Linked DNA regions of Mus musculus: regions 2 and 3 are each linked to region 1. Evidence: chromatin loops called from intact Hi-C (ENCODE). Cell type or tissue: left cerebral cortex. All regions are shown on one strand.

Evidence for each region. Peaks named below come from ENCODE experiments on the same cell type or tissue, not always from the same donor. Only the 100,000 strongest peaks of a DNase experiment are listed, where the experiment ranks them.
Region 2: a loop joins it to region 1, with 2.6 times the contacts of the local background. A loop is called at or near these places in 4 of 42 quality-filtered maps.
Region 3: it touches region 1 in a loop (4-fold over the local background); 5 of 42 quality-filtered maps call a loop at or near these places.

Annotation. Positions count from the first base shown.
Region 1 is chr13:42,677,486-42,685,485 of GRCm38, forward strand. It overlaps Phactr1 (phosphatase and actin regulator 1), which reads left to right and starts at 3,314. Exons shown (of 14, transcript NM_001302635.1): 1 at 3,314-3,441; 2 at 5,165-5,315. The coding sequence starts at 5,213. In left cerebral cortex, no CTCF peak of the experiment used is centred here; DNase peaks (open chromatin) are centred at 3,073, 3,300, 4,008, 4,590 and 3 more places; H3K4me3 peaks cover 5,146 bases; H3K27ac peaks cover 5,487 bases.
Region 2 is chr13:42,599,812-42,607,811 of GRCm38, forward strand. No RefSeq gene overlaps it. Among named protein-coding and RNA genes, the nearest start is that of Phactr1, 77 kb to the right of the region's middle. In left cerebral cortex, no CTCF peak of the experiment used is centred here; a DNase peak (open chromatin) is centred at 3,743; H3K27ac peaks cover 189 bases.
Region 3 is chr13:42,622,852-42,630,851 of GRCm38, forward strand. No RefSeq gene overlaps it. Among named protein-coding and RNA genes, the nearest start is that of Phactr1, 54 kb to the right of the region's middle. In left cerebral cortex, a CTCF peak has its summit at 802 (motif pointing right); DNase peaks (open chromatin) are centred at 824 and 4,833.

The DNA of each region.
Region 1 (8,000 bases):
CCCTCAACCGAAGCACTCTGCCAAGGCATCCAGGATGTTATTTTACTTTAAGAGATATTCTAATATTTCTAAGTGTATACATGGTTTATTATCCAAAGAAAATGTCCCCAAGGTTTCATGCAGGCAACAGTCAGAATTTCCTGGAGTCTAAACAGGGTCTTCTAGAGAATTCTATGATACAATGAGAGAACCGAGTAAAGAAGGCCACTGTACAATTGTGAGAAGAACCACAGTAAGCCTGTTAAACCCTGCCCGAGCCCAGCAAAGACCAAGAAGAGGGTGTAAGAAGAATATGTTTCTCGTGGTCTTCTCTTTCTGAATGGCTGGGTCTCACAGCCTCAATAGACTGAGGGAGTGTAGAGCCAAGGGGAAATTAACACCGCTAATGTCTTTACTTCTCTCTGGGATTTATTCTGGCGTATATCTCTGTTTCAAGTCAATGCAATCCTTCTACATTTTTTATACACATTGCAGACCTATCTTCTTACCACCAAACTGGAAACAGAAAGGTTTTCAGGACCCCATCCAAATTGTTTGACCCCCCTTATAACCTTATATTTTCATATGATTTGGTTTCTTTTTGATTTATAAATTAACTTCTATGTATATGTCACATGGTTATATTGACATTGTCTGACTTCGCTTGAACTTGAGATGCTTTTGGTTAAATTGTCCAGTGCTTTATGAACGTTAGCCTGGGACATCACCAGCTACTCTGTAATGTATGTCAGAACAATATGGTGACATACAATAAACTTAGTGATACTTTTAAATAGGTAAAAGTTATAAAAAAAATACTTCTGAACTGATCAGATCTTGACTTTGTTTTTGGACAATTTCTATGCTTCCCCACCTTTACAAGTAAAATCCCAACCCTGGAGGATAAGACAGGAGGACAGCAGAATCATGAGTTCAAGTCCAGACTAAGCTATATGGAGCTCATAGTCAACCTTGACTACACAGGGTCCCAAGCTAGCCTGAACTACACAGCTCAATAAATCAAGATCTAGGGACACAACTCTCTAGTAGAGTGTTTGTCTAGTTTGCTCAGGTCCTTGCACCATATGAACATCAGTAGTTAAGTGATAACTTCACAACATGAATGTTCTTGTATATAATCTAGTCTCCTCAAAGAATGAAATCATCAACTTTCAAATTCTATTTCAGAGCAGGGCAAGGTGTCACATGCTTTTAATCCCAGCACCTGGGAGACAGAAGCAGGTGGATTTTCCAGTTGAAGGTCACCTCAGTCTTGACAAAGCAAGTTCCAGGACAGCCAGAGCTACACGGGGGGGTGGGGGGGGGACCTGCCTCAAAAAGAAAGAAGGAGGGAAGTCAATTTTAGAAAGTGGTCCGATTATACTTTGAAAATATAATGATTATTTTGTAAAATGAAGTCCCTTTTGTGAATGTCTTTTCCTTCCCAAATCATTGCTTTTTAAAAGTTAAAATCTTACCATTTAAGAAAAATCATAGCCTTTTCACATCGCTTTCATTACTTGGGAGGGAAGGAGAGATGAAGAGAGAGAGAGAGAAAGAGAGAGAGTGAGAGAGAGAATATAAATGGGGGCTAAGAGACAACTCCAGGCGAAGTTTGAAGCAGGGTCCTTTTGTCATTTGCTGCTGTGTGTACCAGGCTAGCTGCTCTACAGAGTCCAGGGAGTCTCATGTCTCCTCCACTTTACATCTCACTTTAGGAACACTGGCACTCCAGACATGCCTTAGCCTATCTGACTTTTATGAAGACACTGATGATTCAACCTCGGGGTCCGAATGCTTGCACAGCAAGCGCTCTACCCACGGAATCATCTCCCCAGCCCCAGCATTTTATAAAGCAACTCAAGTTTCCTTTCCTTGGTCAGGACTCCAGAAATTATTGAATTCCAAACCCACTCTCAGTTCCAGGAACACAATCTATTTTTCAAATGTCCTATTTAGCATCATCTTCCATCCCAGGCTCATTTGCACTTAACAGAGTATCTGATGTTTTTCAACTTAATCTCCCTTTCTCCCCTTTCTCTCTGTTTCTCTCCTTTCTCTCTCCACTCCCCCTCCCCCTGTGTCTCTCTCTGTCACCTATGAGTCATTATAATTCCAGTAGAAGCACAATAGAGGGTTAGAACCTGTCGCCCACACCCTACTGTAAGTGAAAAGAACCAGAAGACAGCTTTCTCTTCTTGTAAATGTCAAGTGTTCACCTGTCTCTATTGAGGGCTGAATAGCAATGCAACCTTAAAGCTCAAAGGCCTGGGGTCTGAGCAAAGCTTTGCACATTCAGAGACCAAGCTGCCTTCTCTACAAGGCCTTTCTGATTGATCATTACATTTAGGTCTCCCACGAGGCTGATCTCTCTATAGCACTAACTTGGTACCCGGTTTTCTCTGATGGAAGGGGAGAGCCCACCCTATTATTGACCCACAAGATAGTCAGCAAGGCATTCCCTGATTTCTCTTTTCGGAGACAACCCCTTAACCCACCAAAGGCAAGGTAGAATGGGAAAGGAAAGGACAATTTTCAAAGTCAGTTGTCAGTCACTCTCTAGCACTTGTCCTCTGGCTGAGCTATGGACATGGGCAAGAGGAGTCTGATCTTCCTTCCAAGTCCTTGCAAGCAAGCATGGCTTCTCTTGTATTAACATCCTATCCTGATGCTACCCACTACCCTGTACTAATCATCACTTCTGCTTGGTCCATACAAGGTGGAAGAAGGTTACAGAAAACACATACGGGGGCATGGCTGGATTAACATTACAGCTTTAAGAACATATCTCAAAGTCTCATGCTTACAAGTCCTTCCTGGGGAGCAGTAAGAGGATCTCATACCAGGCTAATGTGAGGGACACAACCAAAGCATCTTTTTTGCTGTGGAGATAATAAATCTGTTGCATTCAGGAAAGAAGAGAGCATTTGGGCATTTTGAAGATCTGACCATGCACAGACAAAAAGAGGGAGAGTGAAAGCCTTCTGTATTTCTCTCCAGAATGTAGCTCGCACTTTTAATTGCCCACCTTGTTTGGCAGCTCAGAAGGAAATGGCAGGGCACCAAACCCTATCCTACCAGGAGCAGCCTTCAGGATTAGCAAGTACTCCACACCTTGGAGAGCCTAGGAGACAGGAGAATCATTTTAAATGCAAATTAAATTGAGGGGGTAGCAGAAAAGAACACATAAAAGACGGTAAAACAAAACCTTTCAATTTTCTTAAATTAGCAGGCTAATGCGTTCTAAAGAGCGGCCCCACTTAGATCCCGGCTTTGGGGGGAGGGGGCATTTCATCACAATATAAAACCCGACAGATCCATCATTCCCCTCCACCCAGTGCTCTTGACTGGAGATTGAAGGGAAAATTAGAAGCTGTTCATTTGGGCTCACAGGCTCAGCAGCCCTGCTCAGCTTGCCCGCCGCTCACTGACAGCGTCCTGTTGAAGGGGGCACAAGTGCTGGTGAGTATCCCCTAACTTTGAGAATTCTTCCCTTCGTGCGTCTTTCTGGCTGTGTTGCCTTGGGTGGGCTAGGTAGGGGTTGTCTCCCAGAGGGTCTGCGTTATAATGCGGCTTTCAAAATATGGGAAATTTCAGACAGCTTTTAAGCTGTTTCTAGGGACAGAAGGAAAGAGTTATTTTCAGCCTAGGTGCCGGTGACTGTTTTTGTGTATTAATTATAATGGGAATGTTCACTGAACATACTATATTGCCAGTTAAATAGCCTTTCTCCATCACCCTACCCCATTCAGCAGAAAGATAGAGACAGGTGCTCCAACATGGTCTAAACACTACAGACCTCCCCACTGTTTAATCATTTACCATGTATTTTGTTCTTACTGCAAAGCAGACTGGGATTTGAGATCGCAAAAATAGATTATTAAAGCAGAAATTCTGATTTTTAAATAACCGGTGAGATCTCCGCTTTAAGAGGTGGGAGAGTAGACTGTGAATGGCCCTGGATGATGCAAAATCTTCATGTAGATTTTGATGGTTCCCTGCCAAAGTTTTACATGGGAAAGTGGTAATTTCCTTCCTTCGCAGAGGAGGGCGTGGAGAGGCTGGAACTGGCGTCACCTTCGGTTGCTAAGGTAACCTGTTCTGGCCATTTTATCTGATAGAGAAAGTCCAGTGGACAGAATACATTATTCATCACTGATCTAATCAGATAATCAAAACTGTTTACTTTCGCTGGGAATATTTAATAAGATCGAAGGCAGCTGGTTGAAACTGCTCATTTGTTCTATCGACGGCCCTTGGTTTTACATGTTTTTACAGTAAGTATTCTTTGCTGTTGGGGTACCTTTGGCTATTTTTTTTTTTTAAAGTTTCCTCTTATCAGACTTGGTTTCTCAGATGAGAGTGTGCAGACTTAGGAAGCAAGTGATTGCTTTAGCCTTCAGAATCTGATTTTTAAAGACTTCCTCTTGTTCCTCCTTTGAAATATAATAGTGCAGAAATAGAGATAGATCTTCTGTGCCAGTATCAGGGGTAACTGCATGGGCTCCGTGAGAAGGGGCTGGCTGGTTTTCATGCCAGGCTAGTGCATGCTATAGGAAACACGGCAAGGCTGTGATGTTTGCCGCTGCTGCACGAACCACGGTTCTGTATCAAAAACAGCCTATACCGGGCATGGGCAGATGAGCCAGTAGCACTGTATAGAATGTGCTGAAGGGAATGGCTGAAGACTAAGGAATTCAAGGCACTTGTACAGCAAACAAGCCAGCCTATATTGCAAAGTGTCTATGAGAGGAGGATCGGATTCCCAGGGGATGCTTTCTACTAGAGGGGACACCAGACACCCCTGGATCAATTGAAGAGCAACTTGCAGGTAGGGTGATACTTTCCAATGCCTTTTATCGGGCAGACTTTTAAAAACTAGAGGTACATGAATTTAAAAGTATACCTTTTGTCAGATAATATACAGCAAGGAAAGAACAGTATGTTATTCCTCTTTAACGTGAATCATTTTAATTTTTGCAGGCAGAATATATTATTTTAAATTGGTGTTAACTAAAGGTTGGATCTTCTCATGCAATACAAAGTCTCTGGCAGTGGGGGCTTTGACATTAGAAATGTCAGTCAAATGTTGGAATATGATAATGGCGTACTCTCATTTAAATTAAGGAATACACATACTTGACATCCTGAAATACTGTGTCTTTCTCCCCTTCCCCCTTTATAGAGAGCTAAGTGATTGCCTTCTCTCAAAATCCTGTTCTGAACATTGAAGATGGATTATCCCAAAATGGATTATTTTCTGGACGTTGAGTCTGCTCACAGACTCTTGGATGTGGAGTCGGCGCAGAGGTTCTTCTACAGTCAAGGAGCTCAAGGTAACAAAGGGAGAAGAGGGGGGGGCCTCACCCTCAGGCTGCTTTGCTGCAAACAGTGCAACATCAGTTCCAACAGCTTGAAAGAGCTCTGTCTTGAAACTTCATTCACTAACATTCCCAACTTGATAACATTTACCAAAGTGCTGCCAGAATTCCAGAACTGACTAGAGAAATCTATAGTCCTGGAGGTGTAAACAAGTGTTGGGTGCCTATCTCTGAGAGCTTTGTTAGCAAATGATTCCCAACTGCTTGTGTCGGTAGCTTATGCCCAAGAGGACTGAGGGATGCTTTCCCACCTGGAAATTGTTAGGCAGGCAACTATTACACTTGTGGCGATCTCAGGGCACCCTGACCTAGCTGAGTACCATCTGACTGGATTATGGGCTTCTGAGATAAGTGGGCCACTTGTGTAGCTGTCTTATCTGGTCTCAATGAGCTCAGTTGCTTTCTAAAGAATCCTCAGTGCACATTCAAGGACTTCCATCCACTTCTGTGAAAGTAAGGCAGACTGTGTGCTTTCATTACCTAGTTCAAGGTAATTGATTAAGCTCTAACATGCTTGCTCTTCTGTCCAGGTTCCATTTAGAACATTTGCCATTGTTAAGGTGGCCAAAGAATTTAAATGGTTTTGTCAAATTGATGGGTAGGAGAGTTTTTTCTTTTTTCTTTTTTGTTTAAATCATAATTTGTGTTTTTCATGAAATGTTTAAGATATCCAGTCAGATGACTTGATTATGGCTGTATCCCAGAGAACACATCGAAAAGGTGGACAATGGTCCTGTTTAAATAGGAAGGTAGTTGAATTCGGGAAAGTCATGAAACAGAGCTATGAAGGAGATACATTAGAATCCTGGCATCTTCCACCTTGGGCATGATGGGAAGCTCATCTTGGGCACTGATAATAACAACACCCCCCGGGGGGTTTTCTCAAGTGTTCTTATGAATTGTTTGTGTTGCTTGTGGCTCTTGGTAACCTTGAGTGCTTTCAAGCCTCTTGCTTCCATTTTCTGGGTATGAGCCTATGCTCTTAAAGTCAAGAGAGGCTGGATATTATCTGCAGGATTTGTTTAGGTCTGCAGGCTCAGCAGCATAGTTTGATTTTGGCAAAAGTGATACCATGGCTAATTCCAACCCTCTAAGAGGAGAGAGGCAGCATTGCTACTGTCTGTCACTTCAGGAGGTCTAAGAAGGTTCCTGAGAAGAAGGGACAGAGGCTAGTTAACACCTCCAGCTTGTTCTGGGTCTACAAGTAGCTAGATGGCTAGAAGATATGGAGCTGGAAGAGAGGGGAGAAGAGAGAGGCTTCCACCCCACATAGCACCTGACTTTATACATGGCTACCTCTGCCCCAGTGCATTCCGTTTCTGAGTCTTACTCCATGACAGGCTCTTCCAGCTATGCTGCAGATCAAGAAAGGAAGCAGTAGTTCACCATGGGGGCTAAAGATCTCTATTCACTTTTTCTTGAGGATGATGGACTCTTGGCTTTTATGGGAGGGAAGCGGGCAGGGTGTGTGGGAGGCTTGAAGATTACAAGGCAGCCTGGTAGCTGCAGCAGATGGAGCTGGGGGTGGAGTGGTCAGAATTGTCACCAGCAGTGACGGTGGTGTAGACTCCAGAGCTGGAATAACTGGGAAACACATGGGAGGTGGCAGCATACGCGATGGCTTCTCCTTGGGGTCACGTGTGCCTGCGGGTGAGGAGGATGCTGATTTCCATTCCAGGAATCCTAGATTGGCAGGGTTCAGTGGGCTCCCCAAACATTAGGGAGGCCGGGGGTCCTCAAATCAGAAATCTAGATGTTTTCGAGATCTGCAGCTAAACAGGAGTGACAGAGCCAGCACACCTATCTAGGGACCCGTATTTAAAAGTCAATTCATACAGTCCTTTGCAAAATGATAACGGTGACAGATCTCTAAGTTGTTAAGCACATTAATGAGTCGAGGTCTTTAAAATTCTTAAAACAACATCTTCAGCATAAGACACTGTGCATCATTGAATCAATAAAATAGATAGCCCATGTTAAAGGCTGCCCCTTGTCTGACTGGGAGTCCCCAAGGCAGCCAAGGGTTTGCAAATAAGAAATCTTAACTTACAGGAGCTCAACCTCCTGTTTCTAGTAAAAAGCACACACACACACACACACACACACACACACACACACACACACACACACAGAGGAATGTTCAGTAAACATAAAATCACTAAAATTTTATGTCTTATCACAGGAAAGCCTACCATAAGACAAACTTCAACAATAGTTAAAGTATGTTATAGTGGATCCCCCCCACCCCATCCCCAGGAACTCTTTCACTTTATCTTAAAACCTGGTCTCCAAGTCCCCCAACACTTAGGGTCATCACTACAGGGTCTCCTCCTTCCAGGACCACTGCCTCCACTGTAACTCACAGCTTCTTTCTACAGTTCACTGGATCCCCTGCAGTCACTTCTGCCCACTTTGCATGGATGTTCAGTCTTTCCAAGACACCAAACCCCTAGGCCTTACAAAGACTTCCAGGTGAACAGTGAGTGGGCAAAGGCTCAGCACCATAGCCTGCTACCCTCTCTTTCCACGGCAAACGCTCATGTCTCCAGTGCATGATTGAAACCTATTTGAATCCATGTCAAGGCTCTGAGTACCAGGAGATAGACTGGTATATGATGGCTGCTTCTTATGAAAGGAGCG
Region 2 (8,000 bases), 78 kb before region 1:
CGTGTGAAACTCAGTCATGCATCCATTCTCAAGGGCAAGGCTGGGGTTCTAGCGAACAACTGAAAGTTTTTCCATACTTAACGAGGTAGCTGAAACTCACCAAGAAGTAGTCCTGTCTCTGTGGAAAGGCTTTCAATATCCATGCCAGATGAAATACAGGATAGCATCCATGAAAAAAGATTAGGTAAGAGTACAAATGGAAACAATAAGAAACTAGACGGGATTCTTGAACACTAAAAGTATGAGAGCTAAAATGAGACTTATTTTTCAGCCAAAACATAAAACTGAACAGATAGTTCAAAAAGAAGAAAAACATGGAAGTAGAAACCTAAAAGTATAGAAAGGACTGGGCAGGGCGGGGTAGGGCAGGGAAAGGCAGGCCGGGGCGGGGCAGGGCGGGGCGGGGCAGGCAATACCTGCCAGGCCAGGTTCCAGAGAAAGTGATGATTGTGGCTGGAGAGGTAGCTTAACAGTTACAAGCACTAGTTGCTCTTGCAGAAGAATGGATAAAGAAAATGTGGACCACTTACACAATGGAGTATTACTCATCTGCTGAAAACAATGACATCATGAAAGCAATGACTTCGTAAATTTTGTGGGCAAATGGATGGAACTAGGGGAAAAAATCATGGAGAGAGGTAACAAAGACCCACAAAGACAAACATGGTATAAGCTCAGTAGGCTAAGTAACAACGAAGGCCAAAGGGAGGAACACATGGATCTCTGTGGGAAGGGGAAATAGAATAGATTTTGTGGGTGGACTGGGGAGGGTGGACAGGGATGGGATCAGGAGAGATCGGGTAATGAGGCAGGATGAATGGAGAGAATTCTGGAAGAGACAACTGGCATTGGGGGTATTTGGGGGCATTTGGGGGCAATGTGGCAAACTAGTATAGTGGAGAAACTCCATGGAATCTATGACAATGACCCTACCAAAGACTCCTAGAAATGGGAGATATGGCACCTGAACTGACTATCTTCTTTAACCAGACAAGGTTTCCAGTGGTGGGACTGGATACCAATCCAGCCACAAAAGCCTTCCACCTACAATCTGTTCTACCTGCAAGATGTGCTGGGGTAATGGTGGTATAGAACTTGTGGGAGTGGCCAACCTGTGACTAGTCCAACTAGAGGCCCACTCGCTCCATAAAAGGAAGCCCATGCTGGATGTCCAGGAACCAGATGCTAGACAGCCCAGGCTAGACCCAAACACAACTGGCAAAAAAGAAAAAAGTCAATGAAATGATTTCTAATGATATTCTGCTATGCTGATAGATCAGTTATCATCCGAGAGGCAATCATCCAGCAACGGGTGGGAGCAGATGCAGAGACCCACCACCAAACACTAGGCAGAGCTTGGGGCAACTTGGCAGAAGAAGGGAGGAAGGATTCTGGGAGCCAGAAGGGTCAAGAACACCATAAGAAAACCCACAGAATCAACTAAGCAGGGCTCATAGGGGCTCACAGAGACAGAAGTGGCAATCACAGACTGTATGGATCTGAGCTAAATTCTCTGCATGTGGATCATGATTGTGTAGCTGGGTGTTCTTGTGGGACTCCTAACAGTGGGAGTAGCGGGTGTCCCTGACTCTTTCACCTGCTCCTGGGACCCTTTTCCTCTTCCTGGGTTGCCTCCTCCAGCCTTGATAGTGTCTAGTCTTCTTGTACTCTTTTATGCCATGTTCAGTTGATATTCCTGGGAGACTTGATGAGGAGGAGAGTATACAGGAGAGAAAGGAGTTTGGTGAGGAGGACTGGGAAGAGTGGAGGGAGGGAGGCTGCAATCAAGATGTAATGTATCAGAGGAAAAAAACATGATAGTTTTGTTTTTCAACAGAAACATAAAAACTAAAAAGCAAGAGATGTCTTCACTACCCTCAAAACTTTTAGTATTAGTGTGTACAGAGCCAAATGATTAAATTAGTATAAAGGAATAAAGAACACTTTGGAAGGCAGAGTTCCCATAAAAATCTATGTTCAATAGATCCTTATTCTGGATTGTGGCCAATTAAATAAGGATGCATCAAACACATGATATAGGAAAGAGATCATTCCAGACAGGGAGGGGTGGAAATGAGTGACAGGGTCTAAAGTTGTGATCAGGGACTGTCTCAGGACAAAGACTGCAATGAGCCTACAGAAAAACGCACAGCTAGATTGAAAAAAAAAACATGAATGGAAGGAGATATAGAATCTCAACTTAGGAGACAAGCAGGGCTGTTTATAAAAAGAGACTTTTATCATGTAGAAAAGTTACTGAGTGATGTCATCAGAGTTAGTGGCTTCTGTGGCAAATCTTAACCACAACATCAATGAACATTAAACAAATAGGGGGGAAAACGACTACCAACTGCAAACAACATAAAAATCCATGCCAGAAGAAGTATAACCACAATAGGTAACACTGAGTAAATATATACATAGTTGTAGTTATCCATTAGTATATTTAAGCAAATATATTGCTTAAAATAATACACATTTATTATTGTACAATCTGTGGTCCAGGAATTCAGGCATGGCATAGCCGAGTCTTCTGCTTCATGGTTTCTATCAGGTACAGCCAGGGTGTCATCCCAGATGCTCCAGTCTTATCTGAAAGCTTTCCCGAGGAAGGATCTGCTTCCACATCCACTGGGTGGTTGTTTGAAGCCCTGATGCATACAGCCTTTTTTATCCAGGATGCTGCTTCCACACTGGTAGTGAGGCAGAGGCTCCTTCAGCGCTTGGTCACCTGCATCTCTTCGGTATGACATTTTCTTCATCAACGTCATGATAACAGAATCTGTTAGCAGGAAAAAAAAAGTTAAAATTCTGTGTGCTTAAATCACACAGGGGTCATCTAGTCGAGCTGTAAGTGCCGGGTAGTGGGTTATCATGGGACCATCGTAGAGGCTATGAACCAGTGAGAGTCATAAAAGTCATTTTTCAGTTTTCACAGGTTGAATTCAATTTTATAGATAGACCCTGAGATGTGGTGCATTTCTAGTGAGAAAATAAAGAAAACAGGAAACATAAGAAAATCAAAACATTTAATCTATTCTATAAGAAATTAATAGAGCCTAACAGTCTATACTGTAGACTCTACAGCCATGACAACCTTAACTCACTTGATCTCATCTTATCTGTTATATAAGGAAACAACACAGAGGATCTATCAGTCTATACTATAGTCTCTAGGTCTCACCACCTTTAACATAACTGACACTATCTTATCTTGGAAGCCAAGCAGGGTCAGAACTGATTAGCACTTGTATGGGAAAAATATTCACCAGAAATTAACCAAAAGTGGTAATAAAAATCATGTAGGAATATGAAGACAGATGCAGGAGAAATCTATTCAAAAAGTGACTATGATTACCTATAAGGAGGGGATGGGGTAGAATGTATTTGTGGTTATTTCAGTATAAATTAATATTAATTAAGTAAAATAAAAGTTAGGAAGAAATCAGCATTCCTTGTGTTGATATATTCAGAACACAATGATAAAACATGCCACGTTCCTTGGAGCAGCCACTAAAGAAATTCCTTTTTAAAGTTATTTATATCACTTCTTTCTCTAGAACAGACTTTTTTTTTTTTTTACACCCACTGAGGAGCATGAATATAAACTTGACATTTCTCAAATAAATCTAAGTGGCCTGGGTGTGATCACTAAGGGAAATCCTGAATGTCGACCACACTAATTGGAGCTGGGTTGTTGTCAAAGCCTTTCCATTACACTTCCCATTCTCCAGCTTCTTTTATGTCGGCAGCATTGATGTTGTACTTTGTAACATGTCACAACCATTGCTATTGCTACCTCTTCGTTGCCCATGTCTAGTTTTCCTTCGTAGGTGCAGTAGGCTTTATTTAAATGTTTTATTTGTGAGCATGTGTGTGGGTGCATTCATGTTCACAAATGCAAAGGAGATGTTGCATAGGAATATTTTTAATTTTTTGACATTTCTTTGTGAAGGCCCTTGTTTGAACAGAATCCATTACTATATATGTTACAGATAGTTTCCCCATCTTCAGCTTTATTCATGAAATACTTTCCCTTTTGGTAATTAAAATGCTTTCCTTAGGCTGAAATTGTAAGATGGATTTGAAACACAAATTTTTATCTACATATCTTGGTGGTAAAGACTCTTCTTTATAATTTTGTCTTTTACTTTCATGAATAGATGTTTTATGAGAATGGAAGGAACCTTCTTTCTTTCTTTCTTTCTTTCTTTCTTTCTTTCTTTCTTTCTTTCTTTCTTTCTTCTTCTTCTTCTTCTTCTTCTTCTTCTTCTTCTTCTTCTTCTTCTTCTTCTTCTTCTTCTTCTTCTTCTTCTTCTTCTTCTTCTCCTTCCTCTCCTTCTTCTCCTCCTTCTTTCTCCTCCCCCTCCTTCTTTCTCCTCCCCCTCCTTCTTTCTCCTCCCCCTCCTCCTCCCCCTCCCCCTCCTCCTCCTCTTCCTCCTCCTCCTCTTCCTCCTTCCCCCTCCTCCTCCTCTTCTTCCTCCTCTTCCTCCTCCTCCTTCTTCTTCCTTCTGGTGTAATATAAAATCATTCTTACAGGAAACTAAAGATGTTTTCACTTGTTATTTCTATTTTTATATTTTCTTAGTATTTGTCAGCAATCTTGGATTGACCTAAAATGAACTTTAGCTAAAATGAACTTCTCGGCAGCATTACATCAGCTGATGGGATGCTTGCAAAGGAAGCTAACCTTTGAAATAAAGTCCTGTTTGCTAACATAAAAGAAAACAGAAGTGATGGCCTTGATCTAGATCATGGGGCTGGGTAGTGGTGGGACTGAGGCCATGCCTGATCCACTCACAGATTCCCATTCCTTGCCATTCTCCAAACTATTTTCTAAAGAAACAGGCGTACATTGTGTGCTTCATTTTTATTTAAAAATGTGACCTTCTAACCCCGGGCAAGAAATAAAACACAAGCCCACACAAAACTTACACAGCAAGAGCTAAACAAATGAGGACAACTTACATGTCTATCGCTTGATGGATGGTTAAACGGCACGTACTATATTCATTTTATTATTCTACAATTTTAAAAGAGTGTGTCATCATATGAAGGAGTCTGGAGAAACATGGGAAGTGTAAACAGCTAAGTGCAAAAATCAACATACTACACGATTTCATTTTTAATAAGGGTCCAGGATGGGCGAATCTAAGCAACAGAAGGTGAATATGTACACGGGTAAGGATGGAGAGATGTGACGGGGGATTGAGCTGGCGAGGGCTGCAAGGTGTCTGATTTATTTGGGACCTGATGGTACTGTTCTTCCACTGACAGAGTTTGTGTTTCCTTAACATGTTCTGTGTGACAGATATAAATAAGGCAATTGGCTGCCTGACTCATCATTTTAGGAATCCACTCCACTAATAAAATATAGAAAGGTAGGGATAGCAGGAAATAAGTAATATGAATTGGAAAAGAGGGGGCATGGGAGGAACATCCAAATGGGGAAGAGGGATGAGAGGGCGGAACAGAAGAGGGGAGAGACAATGAACTCTAAGGGTACTTTAAAAGGCCATAGGGAAATCTACTACTTCGTAAATATATATGTATTCACACTCATATGTATGCATATAACAGTTTAAGTGGAGCCACCATGCACAAGGGGATTATGCTCATCTCAGGAGCCACAGGCTATCAGCTGAAAACTCCCAGTGCCAGCGGTGAGATGCCTCCCCTGGAGTTATTAGTCAGAGGTGTCCCAGAAACACTCCCTCCCCTTCAAATCAAAGCATGCTATCCGACAATCCACAATGCCGTTCTCATGCTTGCACACCAGAGCTTGGTGGTAAGACATTGTGGCTGAACACAGCACATATATTATTTGTGAGATAGGAGCGAATCAAGTCAGTGTGGACAAGAATACTTCTCCCTGATGGCTGGTTCTTGTAGTACTGAAAGGTGCTATGCAGGCTTCTGGGATGCTTATCAATAACCTTACCCAGCTGTGAACCTAAATAATAATAATAATAATAATAATAATAATAACAAATAATTTTATTAATATTATTATTAGGGTAGCAAGATACACATATGGATGCAATTTCTGCTTTCTCATTGGATTTAAGGTCCACTTCACATGAGGAAACATACTCCTGGTATATAAATATGGCTGAGAAGTTATAATTAGGGCGCTCACAGGCTCCAGGGATGCACTGAATACTATTACCCTGCTAAATGAACATAGTATCAAACTGAGTATCTCTCTACTTATCAATTATCAATTATCAATTCGTACAGATGTCAGACATCCTCCGAGTGCAGTGAATGGTGGTTGGGCAAGAAACTTAAACTGAGCTGAATAGAGAAAATAAATGACTGTGGGGTGAGTACTTATCCACTAGTGGGAGATCTGTATCTCACACACACACATACACACACACATACACACATACACAAACACACACACACATATACACACATACACACACATACACACACATACATACACACACATACGTACACATACACACACATGCACATATGCACACACAAATATACACACACACACATACATGCACATGTCCAGGCTCAAGGACCATCATTGAATAGGGGCAGAGAGATTGTAAGATCCAGAGATCCAGTAGGACAGGAGCAAAACCATGTCTTCTAGACACAGCAGGACTTACAACACTTCATGGACTCACAACAGCTATGGTTACCTGTAAAAGACCTGCACAAGATCAGACCAATCAGGATTCTCACATGTCGTGAGAAGGGTTCATGAACTTACTAACTGAGGAGTTACAGACAGTTGGAAACTTCTGTGGGAAGAAGTCATTTTTACTTAAGGGTGTGGCTCGTGCTAGGTCAACCATACCCCGGAGGATGACCCACACCCATACCCAGGCCATCACTAATTAGAATCCATGGGTTATTAGTAATTTTTTTCAAGAAGTACACAAAAGGGATGGAGGGAGGTGAGAATTGATCTTTCAGCATTCAGGGGGAGGAGTTGAGGGTGCATATGATCAAACAGCATTATATAAAATTCACAAAGACTTTGTAACAATACTTTTTAAAAAACAAAATAAAAAATCTGTGATGGTTCCACATGTGCAAAGATGCCAGAAGTCATAGAATTGGACACTATAACTTGGCAAATTGTGTGGATTATCATTTATAACTTTATTAAGATAATTGCAGTTTAATTGGTGCTTATTTTAATGAGAATTTAGACACCAGCATCAATTACCAAAACAAAGTGACAGACAGCTTTGGACATAAGCAATGAGCAACGCAGAGTTAACAAGGGAGCGGCTGGTTAAAAGAAAGTTCATGTGTTTTGTCTTATAGCTGTTTACTTATTTATGAGATTCCCACTGTAATTCCAGCTAAGAAATAATTCAGATGCCAATTTGCTGCAAATGTAACACGCTCACTAGGCCTGCAAACATAATGGACCATGACTATGTCAGAAGTCATGATGGATGCTGAAGGAGGAATGAGAAGCAAACAAAACCAAAACCACACAGAGCGCACTCGGCTGCTGGTGGCGGAAACTTCCAGGTTTTTATGAGGACGTGTATTTAACAGCTCTTCAGCACATTCCAGGTGACAGACACAGGTGAGGTCATGAAGTGTCCGACTCACCGTCTCAGGGACCTAATCCGGTAGGATACAAAATATATAGGACTTTATAAAAATCTGTTGAACCTTCAAAGGCAATTAAAGAGGTGGGGATAAGTTTTGCACCTGTCTGTGTACTATTAAACCCCAAAGGGCTACCCAACCGTTGTCTTATTGAACCCTTTCACCTCCAGTCAGGGAGAGTGGAGAAAGGGAGAATATTTGCAAGAAGGGGATCCTGAGAGTCTGAGTATGTATGCTCTGAAGTCTAGGTGGGGCCCTCGCAAGCCTATAGACTATACTTAATATTGGGGCCTGGTGATTTTTTATTTTTTCAGATAATTCACAAGGCAAGATTCACTACCGCTTTCTGCTTTATTTCACCTGGCTTCCAAGACTCCTCCGGGAACAGTGGCTGCTTTATTCTTTTG
Region 3 (8,000 bases), 55 kb before region 1:
GAAAGCAAGTCCCTAAACATGTGCTCTGGGAGAGTCAGCCTTGGCCCTTGGTCCTTCCTGTTGACCTCGCTCTTCTTCCTGGCCATCAAGAGCCATTCTACTCTGCCCTGCCTTTCTCCATGATGTTCGCATGTTCGATTTCACTACATGCCCAGAAAGAGCGGAGTCAGTCATCATATCTGAAATGTCTAAAACTATAAACCACAATAATTTTTCCTCCTCAATGTTATGTCTCTCATATTTTTCACAAAATGAAAGCTAAGTCACATACCTTCTCATAGTAATGCATAAAACATATATATCCTTTTCAGGGTTCATAATGAATCTGTCCCTACTTTATACTCTTAACAGTTTCTTCATCATGGAAGAAATTTGGCTTTCTGCTTTTTCTGCTTTGTTTTTTTCTTTTCCTTTTTTCCATAAATACACTGATTCTCAAATCCTCTTATGCCTCACTTTGCTTTTTTGTGATCACCTGTTTCATATTACTGAGAGTGAGATTTGGGTGTCGAATTTAATGTTGGCTACAGATTGCCAAGATACACATTTTAAGATTAAATTAGTCTGTACTCTTACAAACACAAATGAGAATAACTTTTCTCCATCCTTATTTCATTTAGAAAAGTCATTCTTAAAATGCATCACAAGACGATTTAAAAGAAAATGAGCCTCTTTTTATAGTGTATAGTTGTCATTATGTAACTTCTACAAAGCCCAATTATTTTAAAAGTTATGCCATCCTATGCATGAATTAATGGTTCTCTTTAAAACACTCTTCCAGGGTCACTTTATTTCATTGTGGCCAGCAGGCGGAGCTCACATACAGATGACAAAGATCTCTGTGGTCACATAAATCTCTTAAGCAGCTGAGCCTTGGGATGATAGCACTCTGTCCACCTTATTCTAACTATATTTAACACTTTGCCTAATAATCCCCAAGGTTTGGGTTCATTGTGATTCGGAGTCAGTGTTTTGAGAAAGTCATGTAAACGATGCCCAGATATCCTTATGCGAAGGTCCATGTGTCAGACCAGAGGAACATTATCCTGTCCATGTGGATCTCTGTGGACCTGATTTCAAATCACACAGTTAAAGGTTTCCTCGCACCTCCCCCGTTGCTCTTTGTCTCCAAAGATGGTGTGTATCAGAACATTGTCTTGGACTCTTTTATTTCTTATTTGTAAATGTATTAAATTGTTATTCAAGCCTTGGGCAGGTGCTGTTCTCTGTTTTCCTTGCTAGGTCCCATGCTTTTCCCCCCCTCCATGTAGCCATGGATGGAACTACCTGGGACTGTTGTGCCCACAAGACAAAAATTTCAACTCATGTTTAAGGACTTTTTTTCCTCTCATTTTCAAAGACGGATCCAAGTTAAAAGACAGAAAAATGACAATACAGACATAAAAAAGGGCTAAACATAGAAAATATCAAGATAAGTCAAAAGTTTTATTAAAATAAATATGAACCAATTGAGGTAGCTATTTGAGAGAGAATAAGAGAGCAAGAAAGGAAGAGAGAGTTTGCATAAGTTTGTTAAAAATAATAAAAGTCATTCAGGGTATGGTAGCACATGCATCCAGGACAGCCAGGGCTATAAACAGAGAAACCGTGTCTTGTAAAACGTGTGTGTGTGTGTGTGTGTGTGTGTGTGTGTAATCAAAAAGCCTAACAATAAAAATGCTCAAAGGAACAGGAGTGAAATTTATAGAGACACAACTATAGATATAGTTAATGAAATATTGAATTTAATTGATTATAAAGCAAATACACATTAAAATGACCTTTGCTCAAATTAAGAAAGAGTAGGTCAGTATTGGCAGTGATAGGTATGATAGTTACAATGCAGCAAGGGTCAAGGTAAACCCAGATACATGGCAGAAATATTTATCCACACTAGGAAGAAGTTTTACAATTTATAGAAAGAACATGATAGCAATATTATTTGCTTTGACAAATAATATTTATCTGTATATTATTCAAAATACAAAGGATACATATATATCATTTTCATATATATACATATATATGTGAAAAATCATCATTTAGCCAAGCAAAAACTTACACACAGTAAATAAACATGAGATTTTACATATATATTGTTTTATATGATTATGTATATATATACATATGTATACACACATATATGTATATATATATGTATGTGTGTGTGTATATATATATATATATATATACACACACACACACACACACACACACACACACACACATATATAAAATCTTACTTTTGATGCCTGTTTTCTCTGACTATAGGACAACCTAATTCATTCATTATTGTTCTCACATTTAGTATGAGAAACCATTATTCTGAGTGAGGTAAACCAGAACCAGAAAGACAAAGGTCTCATGTTTTCCCTCATTTGTGGGTGTTAGCTTTGAAACGTCAGATATGTGTGCTTCATTTGAAGTATGCATAGAAGGGAGGAAATTACTGAGGGGTAGTGGGAAGGCCTTCTAGGAGAGGAAATTGAAATCACTGGTATAAAGGGCTAAAGGGAAACAGAAATGCTTAAGTCGAGATGAGGAGGGAAAAGTAAAGAAAGGAAAATTGGGGAGGGATAAGTAACGCCAAAACCCTTTTGAAAAGGAAGCCTGATACTGTAGAGCTTCTATATGTGCATGTATAGTCCATATATACATAGCTATAGCTGTACAGCTTTACAAAAATGTCCCCACTAGACACTATAGGCTAACAAGCAAGAACCCAGTGCCAGGAATGGGTTGCTTTGGGCGTTACTGGCCTGTAAGCTCCCATAGACCCCAAACGGTGCAGGCTATCGCCAATGCTCTTGGTTGCCTCCAGAACTTGACAGTAAGATGTAGAACTCAAACTCGTGTTGACCCTAAAGCTTCATCCCTGATGTTTCTCATAGTGTTAGAAGACTCTAAGGAAGCTTCTAGAGGGGAAAATATCATCTATCTTTCCATACTGTGAAGAGAATGAGCTACAAAATGACTGACTTGGCAAGATTTGCCCACTGGTGCAGTAGTGGCAAAAACATCATGAGAGTTACCAACCATGTTCTGATAGGATTTAAGTTCCACTTCACAAGATGAAACCCACACCAGCACTAGTAAAAGCCCTGGAGTTATAGCTAGATGGGTCATAGGCCCTAAGGGAGAAACTACTGTTATTACTTTGATAAATGGACATGATATTAAAATTACATCTGGTGACTTATCATTAGACCCATAGATTAATTCATTTCCTAACCTCTAACAGAGTAACGTCTTTTTGTTGTAGATGGTGACCAAAGCAGACCCTCACAAGTGGTCAAGATGCAGAAAATCAGAAACAGCAGAACACTTAACTCTAAACGAAACATATCTACCACATGCCCCCTCCCAATGCTCAGGAATCATTGTGGAAGAGGGGGTGGAAAAAGTGTAAGAGCCAGAGTTGATAACTGAAATGAAACAGTGCCTTCTGAACACAGCAGCTCAGCTGCACATAAGAACCCACAGTGGTTGTGACAGCGTGCATAAAGCCTATACAATACCAGCACAAACTCTAGTTAGACCAAACTCTAGCATGGACAGGGGAGTTGAGTATGAAACCCAGTCCCCAGAGAGAGAGTCAGCTTTCCCTAAGAATGCAGTTCCAGTAAGTCAACCATACTTCAATGGAAGCCACACATCCCAGAATTCTTGGGCAGATCAAATCGGTATTGGTGGGTTAAAAAAGGGTGGAGAGATACAACGTTGGGTGGAGGGGAAAGAGGGATTATGTCTGGGAAGAGTTAAGGAAGGAGTGGATGTGTTTGAATCACATTGTACAAAATTCTCTAAAAATGAATAAAACAAATTGGGAAGACAGGGAAAGAATGGGAACTTGGGAACCTCACTCTGGAATCTGGCTGAATCCTCACACCAGCTGAGAAGCAACACTTCTAGCACAATTCACTCCATTTTCTGGGGAGGTTGTAGGCATTGGGGCAGAATTCCTTTTAAATAGAGATATGTTATTAAAATAGCTATGAACCAGGCTTATGGTCTGAATGGATATTCTTGGGTAGGGCCTTACTTATCTCCCAACCATTTTCTAAGAATCTCACAAACAGCAGGAAAGATACCCTACTACTTTGCTGTGAAAAAATGAAGTTGGATTACATTAATAATTTCTTCAAATATGGATTTGAACATGTATCACGCTTGAGTGTTTATAGTCACGTGTGTGTACCTTTCATCCCAGCCACCATTTCTCACCATCTTGCCACTGGAGGTCATTCCAGATATTTCTAAATTTTCATGAAAATTCATTTAAATCATCTTATCTTCTTTCCTTTGGCATGTTTTTTTGAAGCTTGAACATAATACATATGCCGATAGTTCGTTCCTTTTATTGTTTTTAATAATTTTGTAAGCTGCTCGTAGAAAATTGTGCTGTTTCTAATATTTTTTAAATAAAAAGAGGTCCTGGCTAGTTTTACGTAAAAACTTTAGAGTGAATATATGCTGTAATTATTCTTGAGTGAACCCTTCAGAATAAAACTTCCAAGTCACTTCATATATGAATAAATCATATCATTAAAGAGTGATGAACTTATTTCTGATGGTTTTATCCCACTCCCAGAAGGAATAAATAATGACAGCTTCAATTCTTTCTTCTTACCAATGTTTGGTATTGTGGGGCTCTTTAATGTAGGCCCCTCCCACTGGTAAGAAACAGGGTCGCTTTCATTGTATTCCGCCAATGTGAGCTGAAGCCTCATTTCATGTTCTTTGGACCATCTGTGCCCCATTCTTGTGAAATATGTTGAAACTATTTTTCCATTTTGTCTGGGGTGTTCACAAACTTGTTATTGACTTGTAAGAGTTAGTTAAATGTGCCACCAAAGAGGCTTTTGCCAGACATATGTATCGCGAGTGTTTTTCCCAGCTTGCAACTTGATTGTTCATTTGCCTAAGTGTATCTTGAAGAGCACATTGTCACTTTTGTGGAATGTCATTTACCATTATTCTTCTCTTAAGATTTGTAGTTTGTGCATCATATTTAAGAACTATTTTCCTCCCACGAGAGAAAATGCACTTATGCTGGCTTTTGAAGCTTTCAAACTTTCAGCTTTTATGCATATATGAGTGTTCTATTTCTAGTTAATTTTTTTTCTGTGTTGTCAGGTAATTTTGAGATTAATCTTTTTATAGTGTATCTAATTGTTCTGCCATTATTCACTGAAAAGGCTAATTCAGTTTTCAATGAGTTGCCTGGAAATATTTTCTGAAAGTCACCCAACTCAAATGTAAAAGTCTTCTATGTCCCAACTTTCTATTTGCTTCTCTTGACTTCTATTATATTTGCATTTTTGTGCCAGGAATCATTAGCTGAAATTTGTCTACCTTCTCCATCCAAATGGGTTTCTTTTTTTTTGAAAACTAAAACCACCTGCTACCTAATGGATCCTCAAGTTGGAAAGAAATTCTCTTGAACCTCAGCTGTCCTTCTAACTAGCAAGAAATATAACCAAGGTAACTTCCTTATCGGTTTCTTTGCATACAAACCATATATATTAGATCTCACTTTTGAGGAATGTTCTGTTAATTGGTTTGATGATAATGTCAGGTTCTTAGAAAACCATGTGGCAAACAGGAAAACAGAAGTTAAGTGCAGTTGACGTTGGTTCCTTTAAGGCTCTACCCCAAAAGCCAACAAGGGATATTTTAGAATATGTTCACTATTGGGATTTTTAACCTGAATTTGGCATTTCTATTGCTTATTTTCACTTTAATTTTGCCACTCAGTGATGTGATAGCTCTTTGGTGAGTCACATAATTCCTCTGGATCTCAATCTCTTCCTCTAAAAACTGAGCTCAGTGGTCAGTCTCTGTAGTCACACCCGTCTTTGCTATTACATCATTGGACAGGCACCAGTTCTACATAATTCCAAGCTATTTATGTTGTCCTTGGATTGTGATGTTCATATCTACAGTTCTCTGTAAGGAATAATACCAATAAAGAGAAGTAAATATTGAGGTCATTGCTAGCTAGATACAGAAACCCCAGAGCATGGGGACTGAAATAACAGACTTGTAAAGATAAGCACAAGAAATGAGAGAAAGAATAAGGCCAGGCATGGTGGCGCACGCCTTTAATCCCAGCACATGGGAGGCAGAGGCAGGCGAATTTCTGAGTTCAAGGCCAGCCTGGTCTACAGAGTGAGTTCCAGGACAGCCAGGGGTACACAGAGAAACCCTGTCTCGAAGAGAAGAAAGAAAGAAGAAAGAAAGAAAGAAAGAAAGAAAGAAAGAAAGAAAGAAAGAAGGGAAGAGAGAGAGAGAGAGAGAGAGAGAGAGAGAGAGAGAGAGAGAGAGAGAGAGAGAGAAAGTGAGAGAGAAATGAGAGAGAGAAATGAGAGAAAGAATAAAATGAGCCAGAAAAACATGACTGTTGGCAATGTGGGAAGAGTGGGCATCTTAGTTGCTCATTATGGAACATACAGTAGTACTAGGATGGAGTGGAGAATGCTGTTGGAGGAGAGAACAGATTGCTGTAATCTGCGCTCATCATTGCATTATAGGAGAGTCTATCATCCTATAGATGTGAACTCTTCATCACTGGGAAAGTTCCAAGGAAGACCAATTGTCATCTAACAGTCGTGTTCTCTGAGGGATTCTGTAGTGACTACTGGATTTCGAGTAAGGCACTATAAAATCTATTCTAACTCCATAAGGTCATGATTCTATGAAAAGCTTGTGACCACACTAGAATATCTGTAAACATGCACCATGGAAGGACTCTCAGAATGCTCTGTGATTCTGTGACTACGTGTCTTTCATCAAAAATTTTAAGCATCAATATCAAAGAAGAGTCAAATTTTTTTCTTTTTGTCATCTCTCGTAGAAAAGCCTTCCACTTCTAATGGTTTTATCTTCCATCATCCTGCCTCCTCCAGAACAATACAAATCAAGAGATTAAAATGTCTTAAAAGAAAGATGTAGCCTCTTGCCTTCCACTCTGAATTAGCTACTCCACACAGGCCATAGTTACAGGAAACTATCATTCAATGTATCAATTTCATATAAACTTGTTCTGGGAATATGTTTTCCAATGGTATTTTATTAATCCAACTCCAAATATTAAATAACAATGTTTGTGTCATGTTGCAGTTATCAATGACTTAGACAAGTGAATGGTTAGTGTTTCTGATTGGTAGGAGAGACCAGGTTCAACTGAAAGAATTTCTGTAAATGCAGAGCTTAACTGACATATAAGAACAAGGCTTAGTTGTGTAATAGGATACATTGGCTGTATTGTGGATAGAAAACTCTACCCCTACTTATCTGTACACATTATGCCAAGTTATTTTCAAGGTCCTACTATTCCTATGGAATTTTTCACATTTCTTGTGCCTTGCTTTGGCCTCTAAGTGGAAAGGACAACAAGGCACTCCTGAGTCTATACCTTACAAAGTGCTTGCAATCACATGGTCCCTGCCCTATCATGAGACATGCCAACTCATCCTCTAGAAGAGACACACTGAATATAGATGAGTGGCCCATCATTTCAGATATGGCCCATTGTAGACCAACAATGTCAATGTGTGAAGAATACAAGCAAGATTAGCACGGACTTCTTTTGTATAATCATCACATGACTGTTATGAATGGGTGGTACAATTTGTCAAGTCTGAATCTACATACATAATACATAAAGGATGACTTCAAATAAAGTCATACTTGTTTTTAGAGTCTCAAAGACCAGTTTCTAGGACTAAGTGGTGATGATGCAGTCAGTATATACCTGCTGCGCCGCCTGAGGGACTGAGTTCTGTCTTCCTAAACCCCATAAAGAGGTGGGTGTGGTCAGTGGTACACACTTGTAATCCCAATGCTAGACAGATGGAGTCACACTACTTTGCAAGCTTCAGGCCAATGAGTGACCTTCACTCAAAATTGAACTCTATGACAACTGAGGAACATAGTTCAGTGTTGTTCTTTGGCTTATACACATGTGACATGTGTGCATTCGTGGGTATAGACTCAAT